Regions from separate parts of the Homo sapiens genome. Here region 1 is linked to region 2. Evidence: chromatin contacts called from ENCODE Hi-C or POLR2A ChIA-PET data. All regions are on one chromosome and are shown on one strand. Each heading gives the region's core, a stretch centred on a gene start or an enhancer-like site at or near the end of the contact. The rest is flanking DNA. Distances are from core to core; before and after follow the strand shown. Region 1 overlaps THADA (THADA armadillo repeat containing). Region 2 overlaps THADA (THADA armadillo repeat containing).

Region 1 (5,417 bases), core at 1,864-4,363, 54 kb after region 2:
GGGACTGTTTGCGGTTGTGTGAGATTGGAGGCAGGCCTACAGCAGGGCTTCTCATCGTTGGCACTGTGGACATTAATTGGGGTGGTAGGGCTATCGTGAACACTGTAGAATGTTGAGTAGCATCTCTAGCCCCTACCTACTAAATGCCAGTAGCACCACCAACTCTGACTCTGACAACCAAAAATGTCTCCAGACACGGGCAGATGTACCCTAGGAGCAGTGTGCCCTCTGGCTGAGAACCATGGGTGAAGGGAAGCAGTCATGATGTTGAGGCACCTACAGACAAGAACAGTAGGAAGCCCTTCCCACCCCTCTGGCTGAAAGGGAGACCCCAGGAATAGTGGAAGTCAGGGAGGAGGAGCTGCCCAGCAGGTGCCCTAGCCATGAGGGATGCAGCCACTGCTAGAATCTTCGCAACTTTCTGGGGAGGGTGCAAGAAAGAAATACCGCCAACTCCTCTCACTTCTACCCTCCAGTATACCAGTGCTCCCTTCACATTAGGAGAAGTCAGCTAGAAGCCCGGTGGCAAGGACACCTGGGTAAGGCAGTCTATTGAAATCAGCATCTTGGGGCACTGGGCAGGGTGGAGGAGGGGCACAGAATGGAAAACGGAAAATAATCATTCTGTTCATCCATCCATCCATCCATGTATTCAGTACTTATGAGCAGCTTAGCAAAGTGGTCAAGAATGTAGGTGCTGGGCCGGGCACAGTGGCTCACACCTGTAGTCCCGGCACTTTGGGAGGCCAAGGTAGGTGGATCACTTGAGCTCATGAGTTCAAGATCAGCCTGGGCAATATGGTGAAACCCTGTCTCTACCAAAAATACAAAAATTAACCAAGCATGATGGTGTGCCTATAGTCTTAGCTACTTGGGAGGCTAAGATGGGAAGATGGCTTGACCTGGGAGATGGAGGTTGTAGTGAGCTGAGACCACACCACTGCACTCCAGCCTGGGTGGCAGAGCCAGACCTTGTCTGCACAGAAAAAAAAAAGAAAAAAGAATATAGGTGCTGGAGTGCTGGAGTCAGATAAGCCTGGATTTGTATCTGGCCCTACCACTTGCAACCTGTATCCTGTATGATCTTGAACAAGTTGTTTATCTAAATGTCAGTCACCTTGAGTATAAAATGGCAACAATAATTCTATCTACCTAGACCTTATTCTTGCAATCTTGGATTTTTCCCCAATGGGAAAATGCAAGTCACAAGTAAATTGCATAGTATAAGACCACAGTCAAGTGCTAAGCGGGTGGTATCTGGGCAGTACCCAGTGTTGGTTTTATAGACAGTCCTGGGAAAGGAAAGACACAGGGTTCAGCCATGAAGTGCCCCCCTCAGCATCTGTGAACACCTTGAGCACTGTGCAGATACAGTGGAGAAAAAGTCCCCAGTGGGCTGAGAAACACCACAGGATCTGCGTTGCGTCCTGAGGGACAGGCCGGCAGGCTAAGTGAAAAGGAGGAAGAAGGGACCCCAGAGCAGGGAATGGTGAGTGAATCAAAGCCAAGAGAGTTGGAGGGAGGGGGAAGGCCCAGATAGCAGTGTGGGGAGACCACTGAGATGAGGTTTGGTTGAGGGACTCAGTGTTCTCTCCTGTAAAAGTAAGGGGAGGGCCTGGGGCCAGCTGCCTTCTTCAGTACCATTTCACAGGGGTCACCAACTCACATGTCCACAGAGACCACTCAAGTGAGCACGCACGTGAAAGGCGCGCGATGGGAGGCAGTAGGGCGGTCCCAGGCTGGAAGCATCCGCCTTCTGTAGGCGTGGCCACCGCTCTGCTCCAGCAGCTGCTGCCGTCTTCTAATGCAGGCCTAGAGACACCACAGTCTGATTTTCCTAATTTTCAAAAGATGCTAGAAATTTGGATCTTTATGAGAATTGCCCTGATTTTTTTTTAAATCCATGTGAGCTGTACTAAATAGTCCCTTTGCACCCCTGTCCAGACACTGCTGGTAAGTCCAGACAGGGGTGCAAAGGGACTGTTTAGTACAGTTTAGCTGACACAACTCAGCTTAGAACCCAAGTTGTGTGTGTTTGGATTCTGCCTCCGCATATACTTTCTTTTAAATAGTAGGCTCTAAGACTTAAAACAAAAAGGATGCCAGGCAAAGTGGCTCACACCAGTAATCCTAGCACCTTGGGAGGCCTAGGTGTGTGGATCACTTGAGCCCAGGAGTTTAAGACCAACCTGGGCCACGTGGCAAAACCCGTCTCTACAAAAAATACAAAAATTAGGGGGGACATGGTAGTTTGTGCCTGTAGTCTCAGCCACCAGGGAGGCTGAGGTGGGAGGACCACTTGAGCCTGGGAGGTCGCTGCAGTGAGCTGTGATTGTGCCACTTTGCCCTAGCCTGGGCGACAGAGTGAGACCCTGTCTCAAAAAAATAAACATAAAAAAAAGGAAGAGGGGTCCACCTGGGCCCGGTGAAGTCTGAATTCCCCCCAGACTTAATATCATGGCCAGGTAGGGATTTGGGGGAAGGGATGGCTGTGGACAAGGGCACAGACAGGGACGAGGGCAGAGAGAGGGTGGGCCATAGTCCTGGTGCTGCACCCGGCCCTGGCACTTGGCCCAGTGCATGCTGGGACTAGGGCTGCCCTTGAGAGCTCTGGCCAGCACATTTGGTTCTTCTTTGATGAAATTTTTTAAATTTTCAGATAAAGGACAGAGACTGTTAACCACAAACACCTATGTTCCCCGACCCAGACTTCCTACTGGGTTCTTTGCAGCTGGGGAGATGATCCCCTTCCATTCCTTAGGACACTGACCTTCCTCTGGGCCATTTGTCTCCAGTAGGGGTCAGCTGGGAGCTTTTAATTGGTGGTAAAGGTTGAAATGATGGCATTTGATAGCATGGCCATGAATGTACTCACAGAGTGCCCCACCTGGAATCCCAGCTCTGAGCCTGGGCTCTGATGGCCCTGGTGGGTGGAGAGCCCTGGCTAGTCTCGGAGTAGAGGGTAAGGGGAGGTAGGGGACTGAGAGGCTTCTGGCAGCCCCAGGAAATGTTGACTGGCAGAGTCAGCTGAACCGAGCTTGTTTTTCATGACTAATTTAAAGTTCAGGCTCTTCCCCTGCTAAGGGGAAGTGAAGACGACCATGGAGAAGACTAGAAATAATGAGGTTATCTGGAAACGGCCTCATGAAACCTGAATGTATTTTTGCTCAGAAAAAAAGAAAGTGCAGTAACACTCACTCCGTCAGACGCTGCCTTTGCTGCCCAGGCCACCCCAGCCTGCCTGGCCTCGCCTCCAGTCCTCCCTTTAGTGGGCAGCTTGTCTCCCTGCGGCCCAAGCTTGGGCTCCTCACTGCCTCTCGGTTGTGTGTGTCCTCTCACCCACCCTGCTTAGCCTGTCTGTGAAGCCACCTCCTCCTTCCACATTTGTTTTTCCTTTCTGTCTTTTGATTACCCCTACTCATGATATAATTTGTCTGTGTCACACACCGTCTTCGACTGTTTCGTCACACTTCGTGTGGGTCAGCTTGCCTCTGGCAACTCTTCTCTCTCTTAGAGTGGTTTTCTGGGTGGTTTTCCTCATGTTTCACACAGCGTCCTCCACACACAGGTGATCAATAAATACTTGTGGGTAGATAAAATATCAGATTGATGGGTGAATGGGTGAGTGGGTGGATGGGTGGTGAGTTGGTTGGATGGCAGGGCCACCCAACACCTTGGCCAGTCCCCTAAAGCTGAGGGATTTTTCAGATGCCTGAAGGAGGATTCTCCAGAGCTAGGGGCAGGGAGAATTCAACCCATTGCCATTTGCACAGCATTTACTATGCTGATTGCCCTCTCTTGAGAAGGACTAGAAGGCAGACTTGACCAATGGCCTTAGTCTAGAAGTCATCTCCCCCATAATACTTTAAAATCAGACCATGGGCTTTTTAATCCGTGGTCTGAAATAGTTTTCAAGGTTGGCACCTGGAAGACATCCACTTTGACATCTTTCTTTCATTCAGTAGTTGAAAGCAACCTCAAAGTCTGTGACTTACCTGTCTACCTGCCTAGAAATTAATAATCACTTCCCCTAGTGGGGGGAATCAGAGGCTGAGATTTGTAGTGGAGGCAACACACTGTGTGAGGCCTGGGTCTTCACCTCCAGCCCTGTTGGGGGGCGGGGGATGGGGGTGGAGGCGCTCATCGTGGAGGCAGAGAAGAAGCACCAGGGAGTATCAGCACATAACAGGGTTTCTGATAGCTAGGCATCTGCCTTGGATGGGGAGCCCTGATGTGGCTGGGGCAGTAGCAAGATGAAGGCTATACTGCAGCAGCCCTGAAGGCTCTGGTTTGCTTCCCTCCTCTGCAGTCCCAGTGAGTTATCCCTTCACAAGGATGGAAGGCACCAGATTAACCAATTCTAAATGCTGATCCATCACATTTCCAACATGATTCCAAATGACCACATGTTAATCCCACTTGTGTAGGCCTACCACAGACATGAATGTGTACCAGCTAACCCCACCCATTTGAAGCACTCCAGGAAGATTCTAGGGCATATTTCTTCTTGCCCTAGCAGTGTAGCCGGTGGGAGGAAGAGCCTCGGAGATCATTTATTCCCCACATTGACGTCTTCCTCCCACCAACCCCCAGCTCCCACAGCTCTTGGCATGTGAACCACTCCACTGAGCACCTGATGTCCCTGCTGTTGCCTGGGTGTTTGTCTTACCTTCCCACCTAGACCTCCTGCTTCTTCATTCCCTTTTGTGGCTGATTACTATTCCATTGTATGAATTTATAACAGCATTTTATTTATCCATTTATTAGCTGATGGACATTTGGGTTATTTCCACATCTTGGCTCTTATGAACAAGGCTGCTATGAACATTTATGTACAAGTTTTTGTGTGGATGTGTCTTTTTTCTCTCTCTTAGATACACTCCTAGGAGTGCAGTTTTTGGGTCATAGGTTTAATCTTTTGAGGAGAACTGCAAGACTGTTTTCCAAAGTGGCTACACCATTTTACACTCCCACTAAAAATGTATGAGGGTTCCAATTTCTCCACATCTTTGCCAAAACTTAACTTTTTTTTATTATAGTCATCCCAGTGGGTGTGAAGTGGAATGTGACTGGGGTTTTGATTTGCATTTTCCTGATGATTAATGATGCTAAGCATCTTTTCATGTGTTTATTAAGAGTATTAAGAGTTCTTTATGTAGTTTAGATACAGTCCCTTGTCAGAGACAGGATTTGTTCATATTTTCTCCCTTTCTGTGAATTATCCTTTCACTTTCTTTTTGATGTTACTTTGAAGCACAAAAGTTTTCCATTTTGACAAAGCCCAGTCTTCCTTCTCTCCCTTCTTTCCTTCCTCCCTCCCTTCCTTCTTTCCTTCCTTTTTTTTTTTTTTTTTTTTTTTTTTTTTTTTTTGAGATGGAATCTTGCTCTGTCATCCAGGCTGGAGTGCAGTGGCACGA
Region 2 (5,976 bases), core at 1,739-4,238:
ACACTCCTCACTTCCCAGACGGGGTGGCGGCCGGGCAGAGGCTGCAATCTCGGCACTTTGGGAGGCCAAGGCAGGCGGCTGCTCCTTGCCCTCGGGCCCCGCGGGGCCCGTCCGCTCCTCCAGCCGCTGCCTCCCGGGCGGCCGTTAATTACAATTTTAAGAGCAGATTTCTGAGCCATATTTCTGACTGTGCCAAATAAATGAAATTCCTTTTGAATGTAATGCTGTCCTCTAGCAGCAGTGGGTAGGAAGGATAGGGAAATGGTACCTGGAGATGATAGTACTGTGCTCTTATTATTATTAGATTGTTATGAGATTCGGTTTTTAGACATTGAAACAGAGATGACACAGAGGTTGAAGATCCCAGCTGCCCAGGGTTTCCCCCACTGCTTTATAAAGATACTGCCTGGCTGGGCTCAGTGGCTCCCACCTGTAATCCCAGCACTTTGGGAGGCCGAGGCGGGCAGATCACCTGAGGTCAGGAGTTTGAGACCAGCCTGGGCAACATGGTGAAACCCTGTCTCTACTAAAAATACAAAAATTAGCTGGGTGTGGTGGCGTGTGCCTGTATTTCCAGCTACTCTGGAGGCTGAGACAGGAGAATTACTTGTACCGGGGAGGCGAAGGTTGCAGTGAGCCAATATTGTGCCACTGCACTCCAGCCTGGGTGACCGAGGGAGATTCTGTCTCCAAAAAAATAAAAAAATAAAAAGATGCCTCCTGGTGAGCTGGGAATTCTGCAGTGTCTGAGTTAAGAGTAGCGGTATGGCCGGGCACGGTGGCTCACGCTGTAATCCCAGCACTTTGGGAGGCTGAGGCGAGCAGATCACGAGGTCAGGAGTTCGAAACCAGCCTGTCCAGCATGGCAAAACCCTGTCTCTACTAAATATACAAAAATTAGCCAGGCGTGGTGGCATGCTCCTGTAATCCCAGCTACTCAGGAGGCTGAGGCAGGAGAATCACTTGAACCCTGGAGGTGGAGGTTGCAGTGAGCCGAGATCGCACCACTGCACTCCTGCCTGGGCGACAGAGCGAGACTCCATCTCAAAAAAAAAAAAAAAAAAACAGTAGAGGTTTGTCTGCAGCCCCAGATGGTGGCCTCCCTGGGGTCCCATCATGTTGGAGCCCAAGTCCAGTCCCCATTTTGCCCCCTGTGACAGACTTTGAAACAATTTGATGTGTTACATAAATACTCTATATTTTTAAATCTCGAATTATTGCAAGTCTATGCAAATTTTCAATTTCAAATAAATTTTTCTGTTACCTGAATGTTTTACATATGCATTATGTTTATGTTAGTTTTCTAGAAGTCAGCAGAGTTCTCTGAGTTATAATGAGATGATAAATATAAACGGTGTTTTATTAGCTATAAATGCGTATCACTTAAATGCTGTCTGGTAAGCCAATCCAGGATAAACTTGTTAACATCTTGGGTACAGTTGTCAGGATTTATCAGAGAATGCTATGAATATAATATCTAAATTTTGGCAAGGCATTTGGTGAAGTCTGTCATAAGTTCTTGTAGATAAAACTTCATGGACAGAATGATACAATTAAGAGGATTCATAAGTGGGGGATGACTCAAACCGAAGAGGGCTAGTTAATGAATTAGTGAGAGCCTGGAAGAGCGTTTGAGGCAAGGGCCAGCAGGGAGCCTGCTCACCAAAGGCCTCCACCCTCCAGCTTGCCCACATTTTTAGTAATTATTTGATTTTGGGCATTTAGGCATTCCTGTGAAATTGAAGTTTGCCAACTACTTTGTATGCGTTTTTGAGATAGGGTCTCACTTTGTCGCCCAGGCTGGAATGCAGTGTCAGCATCCTGGCTCACTGCATCCTCAACCTCCTGGGCTCAAGTGATCCCCCACCCAGCTGACTTTTTATTTTTTGTAGAAATAGATTTTCACAGTGTTGTCCAGGCTGGTCTCAAACTCCTGGGCTCAAGCAGTCCTCCCACCTTGGGCTCCCAAAATGTTGGGATTACAGGCATGAGCCACCACGCCCAGCTGGTTTACCCAATTTCTATTAGATGATGAACATGTGTGAAGAACTGGGTGCTGGGAGGTACCCGAGACTCCTACCCTAGTCCGCACCCTCATTCCCTAGTCCTGCCAGTTTTATCCCTTCAGTGTTTTTTTTTCTTTCTTTTTTGCCTTTTTAAATGATCACCTTGGCTTCAGACCTTCAGCGTTTCTTAAACCCACCTTCTCCTGATTCCTTCTGAACTTAAGGCCCTCGTCATTTATTTCTCTCCTGGACTACGGTGCAGTAGTGTTGTAACTGGTCTCCCTGCCTCTAATATTGCCTCCTCAACGATAAGAGCACTTCAGTGAAAATGGGCCCCTGACCTTACTGCTTAAAATAACCCCCCAGTGGCATTCCGTTGCATACAGAACTAGCTGCTTCACATTGTCTAGGAGGCTTTCTGTACTCTAGCCACATTTCTTCCCTAGCCTCATCTCCTGCCCTTTCCCACCTCAAATTTTATGCTCCAGTGTTATGGGATGGCCTGTAGTTCCCCACATGGTCCGTTCTGTTTCATGCCTTTGTTGAGCCTTTGCTCAGCTGGTTCCCCTGCCTTTGGTGGTGCTAACACATTGTCACCTGTCTTCCTCTTTGAGGCCTAGGTTATCATTTGTACCACTATATTGGAATTATGTGTTCATGCATTTCTCTTTCTCAAACTAGACTGACTATAAACTCCTTAAGGGCAGTGATCTTATTTAGCTCCTAGCACATAGTAAGCAGGCAATAAGTTTTTGGTTTTTTTATTTTTTTAATCAGAACTGAGAATATGAAAAGATCTCGGCAAATGAAAGGTAGACCATAAAACTTAACAGGAGGATAAAATTTAACAGGGATATACTTGGGCTTAAAATAAACAAAGAAAACACATCTTGGCTTAAGTACTGAGTACAAAGTGGGAGAAAGATGACTCACCACCATCAGTAGACCACGTCAAAAAAGAAGGGCTGTGGTTTCAGTTGACTTTGTGCTCCATATGAGTCAACAGTGTGATGCAACTCCAGTTCAGAACAGAGAAAGTAATAGTCCTGCGGGTCAAACCATGCAGGAGATTTGTGATCCAGCCTATTGGCCATCCTTTAAGAGAGGGTGAGGCATGTCCACAGGAAAGCAGCTAGAATAATGAGAGACAGTGACCCCATCATTTGAGGAAGGAAGTAGGAATGTTTCATCTGGAGAAGACAGAGGGGACACAAGAATTGTAATCAAATGTCTAAAGAGCTGTCATTGGGAGCCTCAAAATGTAGCATTAGGCCAGTGAGTAGAAACACAAAAAGAACTTTTTGACAATTAGATCTACTAACAATGGAATAAGCTGTCTCATGAGCTCCAGGGTACTGTAGGGTTCAACCAAGAGCTTCTGGGAAAGGGTGTTACAGAGGGGAGCTTCACCCCTGAAGGAAGTTTATACTAGATGTCCTCTTCTCATGGTCAGCTTTGAGGCTCGGTGATAAGAGGTCACTGAGTTCGTATTTATTGAATGTTGAGGAGGGGTGCCAGGAACGCATTTTCTAATAGTAATGCCTTTGTGCCCCTGTTGGAAAAATTATACATTACCTAAATGGAAATTGTTGTGGACTAGAAGTCTGAACCTTAGAGGGCCACTCACTTATGACAGTGTTTGAAATCTGCTTATGGGAGACATCTGATGGCCTCACGCAGTGGATTCAGTCTTCATTCTTTCATGTCCTTTTGTGGAAATTTAAAGTGATTATCTCTTTCCCTTTTGCTTTTTTTGCTTCTTAGTTCTGGAGAGTCTTGGCTTCTGGGAGGAAGTCAGAGGGATTATCTCAGGATCAGAGCTGATAACGGGATTCCCTTGGGCCTTCAAGGTGCCAGGCCTGCCCCAGTACCTCCAGAGCCTCACCAGACTAGCCATTGCTGCAGTGTGGGCCGCGGCAGCCAAGAGTGGAGAGCGGGAGACGAATGTCCCCATCTCTTTCTCTCAGCTGTTAGAATCTGCCTTCCCTGAAGTGCGCTCACTAACACTGGAAGCCCTCTTGGAAAAGTTCTTAGCAGCAGCCTCTGGACTTGGAGAGAAGGGCGTGCCACCCTTGCTGTGCAACATGGGAGAGAAGTTCTTATTGTTGGCCATGAAGGAAAATCACCCAGAATGCTTCTGCAAGGTAAAGTCTCCAACGTACTGACTGGCCCTTTACACTCCCCACATTCTTTTGTGAGCCACTGGAATGGTAGGATCATGAAGGCAAGATTGGGTTTAGGCTCTCCAGGGGCAATAGGAAGTAGATTCGGCAGCCAGTGGATAAGGACTCTCTTTTTATGGTGGTTGGCATGGCGTCATACCTGGTAGGGCACCAAGAAAAGCTTTTGATGATAGGAGTATTGATGGCAGAGATTAACCAAAGACAGAGCAAACCACTTTGGGATGTTTAGGAAACAGATCATTAAAAATTCACTGTAGAGTGTGTCAGAGGTAGTCTTTGCTGACATGGCTATTTCAGGGCAGTTGGCCACCTGGGAAGCATAATCAAAAGGAAAGGGCACTGGCCTAAAATCAGGGCATCTGGCTCCCATCCCAAGTCACTAGAGGCCCTCTGGTTAGTCATTGCATCACTCTGCCTCAGTCTCCCAAAGGTATTATGGGGGAAATAAGAAGTCAGTGGGAGCCTTTTGAAAGGTAGACCTCTTGTTGATACAATTGATTATCATGTAACATCTAGAGACATCTCCCTGAGTATTTATTTCTCTTTTTTGTGTGCGGATTTGGCTTACACAGATACTGAAAATTCTCCACTGCATGGACCCTGGTGAGTGGCTTCCCCAGACGGAGCACTGTGTCCATCTGACCCCAAAGGAGTTCTTGATCTGGACGATGGATATTGCTTCCAATGAAAGGTTTGCCCCCAAAACCTCCTGTGCAACCTTGGTAAGATGTATGGTCCCATCAGTCATTATGTAATGAACTTGCACACAATCCTGCCCTCAGGTCTCAGGTCCTGTATTTCATTCTAAACCTCAGCCTAAGAGTTCTAAACTCAAGCAATAGAATGATGTCAGTGATTTGCATTAATAACCAAAAGGTAATTGCTTCCGGAGGCATTTTTGTAACCAGGAGGTAGAGATTTTCAGTATTCACCTCTGCATGGATTACAGACTATCTGCAAAAACCGGTGTATGAAATATGTCTGATTGTAATTTTGTGTTGTTTTTTTGTTTGTTTATTTTTCTAGATCTGAAATTCAGAGTGTAGCTCTGAGACTTGCTTCCAAAGTCATTTCCCACCACATGCAGACATGTGTGGAGGTAAGGCTGGTTCTGATCTTGTTCCGGGACCTAGGATTTTTTGTTCTCATTTACTCAGAAGATGTCAGTAAAAGTGAACAGTCTTAGCAGGCAGAACCCCTGTGATATGTGTATGTAACATCTACAGAAATATTGTTCGTGCTGGTTTTTCAATTCGAGTATAACTTCAAAAGACTTCTTTGGACACCACCTTTCTTTTCTCTTGTTTTAGGATTTTTTTTTTTTTTTTTTTTTTTTTTTTGAGATGGAGTTTTGCTCTTGTTGCCCAGGCTGGAGTGCAGTGGCACGATCTCGGCTCACTGCTACCTTTGCCTCCCAGGTTCAAGCGATTCTTCTCCAGCCTCAGCCTCCTGAGTAGCTGGGATTACAGGCTTGTGCCAGCACGCCCGGCTAATTTTTTGTATTTTTAGTAGAGGCGGGGTTTCACCATGTTGTCCAGGCTGGTCTCGAACTCCTGACCTCAGGTGATCCACCCGCCTCGGCCTCCCAAAGTGCTGAGATTACAGATGTGGGCCACTGCGCCCAGCCTGTTTTAGGCATTTTTTTAATTAGAGTTCAAAGGGATAACAGAACCTTCCCCCCAAAACACATATGCCCAAACCCCTTGTTTTTTCCCCATTTCTCTAGCTGGACTCTTTATTTAAAGAGGAGTAAGCATGTCAATTCCAAAAGTATTTAGGATTGCAAC

The links. Hi-C counts contacts between places; a loop is a spot of excess contacts on that map. ChIA-PET counts read pairs that join two places held with the same protein, here RNA polymerase II (POLR2A). Pooled maps may share reads with other maps.
Region 1: a map of CD14-positive monocyte shows a loop between it and region 2 (3-fold over the local background). The contact joins two enhancer-like sites. A Hi-C loop is called at or near these places in 7 of 168 maps with a recorded cell type or tissue (CD14-positive monocyte, HepG2, ascending aorta and 3 more) and 7 of 50 pooled maps. POLR2A ChIA-PET finds 5 or more read pairs at or near these places in 3 of 52 experiments (GM10248, H1 and RWPE1).

Annotation. Positions count from the first base shown.
Region 1 is chr2:43,238,072-43,243,488 of GRCh38, reverse strand. The region is part of intron 36 of THADA (THADA armadillo repeat containing); the gene reads left to right. Among named protein-coding and RNA genes, the nearest start is that of LINC01126, 14 kb to the right of the region's middle. Within about 2 kb of position 3,113, at least 5 of the 41 ENCODE cell types and tissues checked have a DNase peak (open chromatin) inside an H3K27ac peak, as active enhancers do; they include CD14-positive monocyte, where a contact is called at or near this core.
Region 2 is chr2:43,291,008-43,296,983 of GRCh38, reverse strand. It overlaps THADA (THADA armadillo repeat containing), which reads left to right. Exons shown (of 38, transcript NM_022065.5): 32 at 3,771-4,150; 33 at 4,762-4,880; 34 at 5,216-5,288. Among named protein-coding and RNA genes, the nearest start is that of LINC01126, 67 kb to the right of the region's middle. RefSeq lists a silencer at 3,380-3,674 and an enhancer at 2,951-4,150. Within about 2 kb of position 2,988, at least 14 of the 41 ENCODE cell types and tissues checked have a DNase peak (open chromatin) inside an H3K27ac peak, as active enhancers do; they include CD14-positive monocyte, where a contact is called at or near this core.